Linked DNA regions of Homo sapiens: region 1 is linked to region 2. Evidence: chromatin loops called from intact Hi-C (ENCODE). Cell type or tissue: ascending aorta. All regions are shown on one strand. Links, peaks and the distances in the headings refer to the core of each region. The heading gives the core; the rest is flanking DNA. Region 1 has its middle 78 kb from the start of DRD2. Region 2 has its middle 21 kb from the start of TMPRSS5.

The links. Peaks named below come from ENCODE experiments on the same cell type or tissue, not always from the same donor. Only the 100,000 strongest peaks of a DNase experiment are listed, where the experiment ranks them.
Region 1: it touches region 2 in a loop (2.5-fold over the local background); 17 of 110 quality-filtered maps call a loop at or near these places.

The regions. Positions count from the first base shown.
Region 1 is chr11:113,552,299-113,555,101 of GRCh38, reverse strand. No RefSeq gene overlaps it. Among named protein-coding and RNA genes, the nearest start is that of DRD2, 78 kb to the right of the region's middle. RefSeq lists an enhancer at 886-1,387. In ascending aorta, for the core only: no CTCF peak of the experiment used is centred there; a DNase peak (open chromatin) is centred at 1,681.
Region 2 is chr11:113,726,342-113,729,144 of GRCh38, reverse strand. No RefSeq gene overlaps it. Among named protein-coding and RNA genes, the nearest start is that of TMPRSS5, 21 kb to the right of the region's middle. In ascending aorta, for the core only: no CTCF peak of the experiment used is centred there; no DNase peak of the experiment used is centred there.

The DNA.
Region 1 (2,803 bases), core at 262-2,761, 170 kb after region 2:
TGTGTGTGTTGGGGGTGGGGGGTGGTGTGGGGAGGTGTAGGGGGATGGGACCAGGCCCTGGGGGAGGTGAGTAGGGTACAAAACATAAGTGAAGCAGCATCATTGTCTGGGGTAAATACCTGGGGTTCGTCATTTGGCGCCAAGAAGATTAGGGACACGGACACACATGGATGGGTTAAGGAGCAGAAAGTCTAATAGGCAGAAGAAAGGAGAGAGATGGACATCTGGGCATCTGAAAGGGAAAAACTGGCCTGAGGCATACCACAGCAGATTTTATAGGCAGGCTTGAGCAGGTGGTGTCTGATTTACATAGGGCCCACAGATTAGTTCCACAAGGTGTGACATATACATAGCACGAAGTGAAAGGCTGGTAGCCCCACCCTGATCTTATTATGCAAATGGGCTTTCCACTTGGCCAGGATCTTGCCTGCTCCTTATTGTACATGTGGCTGGCAAAGAGACAGGAAGATGGAGCCAAATTTTGATCATGCCTAGTCCCAGGTAGCCTATTTCTATTGACATAACTGCCGGCATTCACCCGTGCAAACTTCCAGCTTCCCTTTCTATGTCTGCAGCTCGATTTTACAGGCTGCTCTTTGTTAGAAAAGAAAATGATTTTGGGGCTGCTTTTCATTAAAAGGAAAACCTTAGTGAGGACTTCCTTACCCTCACTATCTGCCTAAATAATTTGTTTTTAACTCCTATATCTTAAGGCAGCACCCACTCTCAGAATTGCTCCTGTGTGGGGTCAGCCCTGAGAGTGGTGCCTCTTTATATTTTTCATCCTCTAAGCCTCACTCACCGCCAGCTGGGCCTGGGCCTGAGCAATAGGGTTGGGCCTTCTCATTAAAGACATTTAAAGTCCCTGTCTCCTAGCTCATAACAGTCAATGAACAGAATGCTTATTTAAATATTCTCTTCCCTCTAAAAGGAACAGTTGGGTTGCTGCAGGTGCATATGGAGTGAGCATATGTAGGGGTCTGTCCTTCAGCTAAACACCACTCCATGCTCTGGTGGGTGTGAACGCCCCCCAGTGGGTGGAACTGTTCCTATGATTAGTCATATTTTGTTTAATTTTTACTCCTAATGGATCACTGGTTGAAGAGAGGAAGTATAAGGAACACTCACATTGAAATTAAAAAAAGACAATGAGAATTGTTTGCCTCACAATCACCTTGAACAAATCAGCAAGCTGCATGTAGCTACTCAAAATTCTCATATAGCATATCAACGTGTCTCTAGTACTTCAAAAACCAATATTAAAACAGAAAAAGTGCATTTCATTTTGGTTTTTCATTTATTGGGAATAAATATTATGCATGAAGATTTTGTCTGCAGATGAGATGCTTGAAAGTAGCAGGCTGAAAGCTTCTCTTTTATCTCCTTTAGAAATAAAATATGAAATATTTTAAGAAAAAAGACTAGTTCATTCTTTAAAGTGCAAAATTTAATAATTTCAGTCATCTGGTCATCAGAGCAGTTTTTGATGCTGTAATATCTAGTCAAAATTTTAGTATGTGTTCCAGCCCCAAACCAAACACTTCAGACTAAGACGGTGTTTTAAATTTCTGAGGGAATTTCTGAGTCATCCTTCTGTGAAACGACTGGAATGTGCGGGTGTGAAAGAAAGAGTCTAAGCTTTGGAGCCAGAGAGAACTGACTTGGGAATCCTCCCGGACCATGCCACACCACAGGAATCCTTCCGGACCACACCAATCCTGCTGCTCTTGTAGCTTCGGTTTCCACATCTGCAAGAAACAGCCTGGGAAGCTTGAGTGCACGTGCCATGAGCTTACTAGATGTGATCTCTCCATGGATGGCAACTTTTTGTCATTTATGTTTGGGCTCCATTCTTCCTTGACAACCGATTTAATTGCTACCCCACCCCCATGCCCAAAACCGCCTCCTGCCACATTTCGTTTTCATTATAGTCATAGCACTATTGCTGCCTGATGGTATCTTATTCATTTGCTTATTTTATTTTTTTATGTTTTTTGAGACAGGGTCTTGCTCTGTCACCCAAGCTGGAGTGCAATGGCAGGATCTCAGCTCACTGCAACCTCTGCATCCCAGGCTTAAATGATCCTCTTGCTTCAGCATCCCAAGTAGCTGGGACTACAGGCACGTGCCACCATGCCAGGCTAATTTTTGTATTTTTTTGTAGAGGCAGAGTTTTGCCATGCTGCCCAGGCTGGTCTCGAACTCCTGGACTCAAGCTATCTGCCTGCTTCAGCCTTTCAAAGTGCTGGGATTATAGGCATGAGCCAATGCACCTGGCCTCTCATTCATTTATGTTTATTTATTTATTTGTTTTGTTTTACTGCCTGCTGCCCTTGCTGGAATGTGAAGTCTCAGGAATCTCACCCAGAAAACCTCTTTTTCTTTCTTTCTTTCTTTTATCATTGCCTCTCCTGTGTTTAGAATAGCCTGGATCTAATACATGCTTAATAAAGCTTTGTTGAATGAATGTTAAATGACTTTCTCTTTTCTCTCTTTCATAACTGGCTGCGACAGTCATTTCATCTGTCCATGTCTTTGTTACTTCATTTGTCACAGAAGCACATTGTTCTAGATCAGCAGTCGGCAAACTATACACAGCCCATGGGTGGAATCTGGCCCACCACCTGTTTTTGTGTATAAAGTTTTATTGAAACACAGCCATGCTCACTTGGTTACATATTGCTGCAGCTGCTTTTGCACCCCAACTGCAGGGTTGAGTAGTTGTGGAGATGATATAGCTTGAAAGCCTAAAATATCTACTACCTGCCCCTTTGCAGAAAAGTTTGCTAATTCTTGGTCTGGT
Region 2 (2,803 bases), core at 150-2,649:
TTCTTTCAGCTTTCGCTCTTGTCATTCCCGCTTGCCTCTGCTCCCAGGAGCTGTCTTCCTTCCTCCTCTTGCCCCCAACCGCACTTCTCCACTCAGGCTCATCCTAGTATCTCCACTCCACTCCCATTCCCTGAACATTCAGTATTAAATAACAGACACCCCCAAAGCAGCTGACAGCTGACTCATGCCTCCACTTCCCCTTTGTCTGCTCCTTTCCTCTGCCTCAGCCACTTGCTCTACCTAACCCAATCCCATAGCTTCTGGGTGTTCAAAATCTGCATGGGAGGCTTTCCTCTTACTGATTGTTTGATCAGAGAGTATATCCCTTGTACTCTTAGAACCACTTTATCTGGGGTTACTTTCACAGAGAATCCCAGAAGGCATGGTTACCCAGCTTCACCTACTGAGTCCTAGGACTTGATGGCTGCTGGAGTCTGGGACTGGCTTGGTTTAAGGCAGAGCTACCCCTTCCCTAAGATCTGTCTGAGTGGAATGGTCGGTAGTGGAGCAGCCACTGGCTGGCTTCTGTTTCCCATTCCCCATTCCCTGCTTTAGAAATGATGCTTTAAAAGAATATGAATCGTTTCTATTTGCATGAAGGGTTCCATTTATGCTTGATTACCGTGCAGGATGATAAAAATTATGTATAACATTAAGTGTGTCATTCACTATTATAAATTTCATTTAATTTCAATACTAAGCTCTGTTCCTAAACACAGTCTAGTTTGCCATATCTATATCTACATTATTGCTTAAAACTAAAAAAATTAGAACTTTTGCTTACCAACTATTTATATAGTAATCTGTTCTAAGATCGTTTGTAAAATTGGCTTCAGTTGCATTAGTCTGAAGTCACAGTAGATCTTTTGCCCCCTTTTTGAAAATTAGAGTATTTGCTCATCTCAAGGACTATGTAACATGGTTTTGTTATTGCATTTGCAGTTTCTTTTATTTGTAAGTCCCATAGGATATAATTTCTCTGGGTCTGGTATTGTGAACTCACTGAAAACCTAGGTTCTCTTTTCCTATTTTATTTATTTATTTATTTTGAGACGGAGTCTCGCTCTGTCCCCCAGGATAGAGTGCAGTGGCGTGATCTCAGGTCACTGCAACCTCTGCCTGCCGGGTTCAAGCAATTCTCCTCCTTCAGCCTCCTGAGTAGCTGGGATTACAGGCATGCACCACCATGCCCAGCTCAGTTTTGTATTTTTAGTAGCGATAGAGTTTCACCATGTTGGTCAGGCTGGTCTCTAACTCCTGACCTCGTGATCTGCTCGTCTCGGCCTCCCAAAGTGCTGGGATTACAGGCGTGAGCCACCGTGCCCAGCTTCTTTTCCTATCTTTTCATTTATGTTAGGCTTCATTTTCCTCTCAACTACATTCGTTCTAGCCTTTTCAAGTTGAAGGTCATTCTCGATAGAGAATATAAAAGGAAAATACTGCTTGAGCCCTTCAGCTTTCTGTCATTAAAACTTTTTTATTTAATTTAAAACTTTTTTTTTTTTTTGGCAGAGCTGGGTTCTTGCTTTGTTGCCCAGCTGGTCTTGAAGTCCTGGCTTCAAGCAATCTTCCCACCTCAGCCTCCCAAAGTGCTGGGATAACAGGCAGTGAGCCACTCTACCAGGCCTCTGGCATCTCCTTTTTTTTTTTTTTTTTTTAACATCAAGTCATCAACTTCAGGCATAATCTCTTTCTTGTTCCTCTTCTTTCACTGACCATACTCCCTTCTCCCACCCCAAATTCCTTGAAATAATGCTTTTCTGGCCTTTGATTTTCCTGTTATTAATTTTCCACGTTCAGGCTATTCTTATAGTTTTGCTTACGAAGGGACTGTTTGTTGTCTTGTTTATATTGTCATAGAATGTTATAGAATTTATTGCTGGTTTCCACCTGCAGCTGCAGTTCTGCTTTTTATTGTATCATCATATTTTATTTTATGGTCATATTTTCCATTTGAAAACCTCCCTTCTCACTCCCCTTTTCATCCATAGTACGATGTTTTTCTATGACCGTGAGATTATTCTTGGCATTTTTCTGTGCTCTTTGAAACATGGTTTTCTAAAGCCAGGGCCTATGCCTATGCCACAGCATGTCTTCCTCACCTATTGTGAAATTTGCAATATTTTGCTAACTGATATTTTGGATAAAAAATTCCCTCTCCTTTGATTTTCTGAAAGGTGGTTATTAGCAAGGCAATTAAAAATCACATTGGACATTCTGATTTTTAGCAGAGTGGGACCTCTAGCTAACTAGGGAGAACTGAAATCATCTATGTCAATTTTTTGTTAATTTAAGAAAAATATCAGCCACCTCTTCTAGCTGGCTGGGTGGTGCCGCAGTACATGCATATGGAAGTATTAGTTCTGATTCTTTTTTTTGTTTGTTTCTAATCACCCCAAGTGCCTGGTTGTTTAATGTTCACTTTATCAACTTGTGAGAAATTAACTTGGGATCCCTAAGAACTCAATAGATTCTTAGTTTTTATTTGGCTTTTTTTTTTTTTAACTGATTTCTGCCAGCAAAGCAGTAAGAAGGAAAGAATAGTTCATTTAGGAGGAGAAGCAGACCTATATGACAGTGTTTTTTTTTTTTTTTTAAATAAAGATAAAGTTATGGTCTCATTGAGAGAAAATGTTATTCTTCCAATGAAGCAAAGTTAGCAAACACCTTCTTTTTAAATTTGCGATGAAGTTTGCTTCAGAGTATAAGAAAAGGGCTCCTGAGAAGCCCTTATTCTTAGTTCTCTGTTTTTTAAAAATCTAATCTTGGGAGAGATTGTTAGGAGCTGTGGGCGGAATATGTG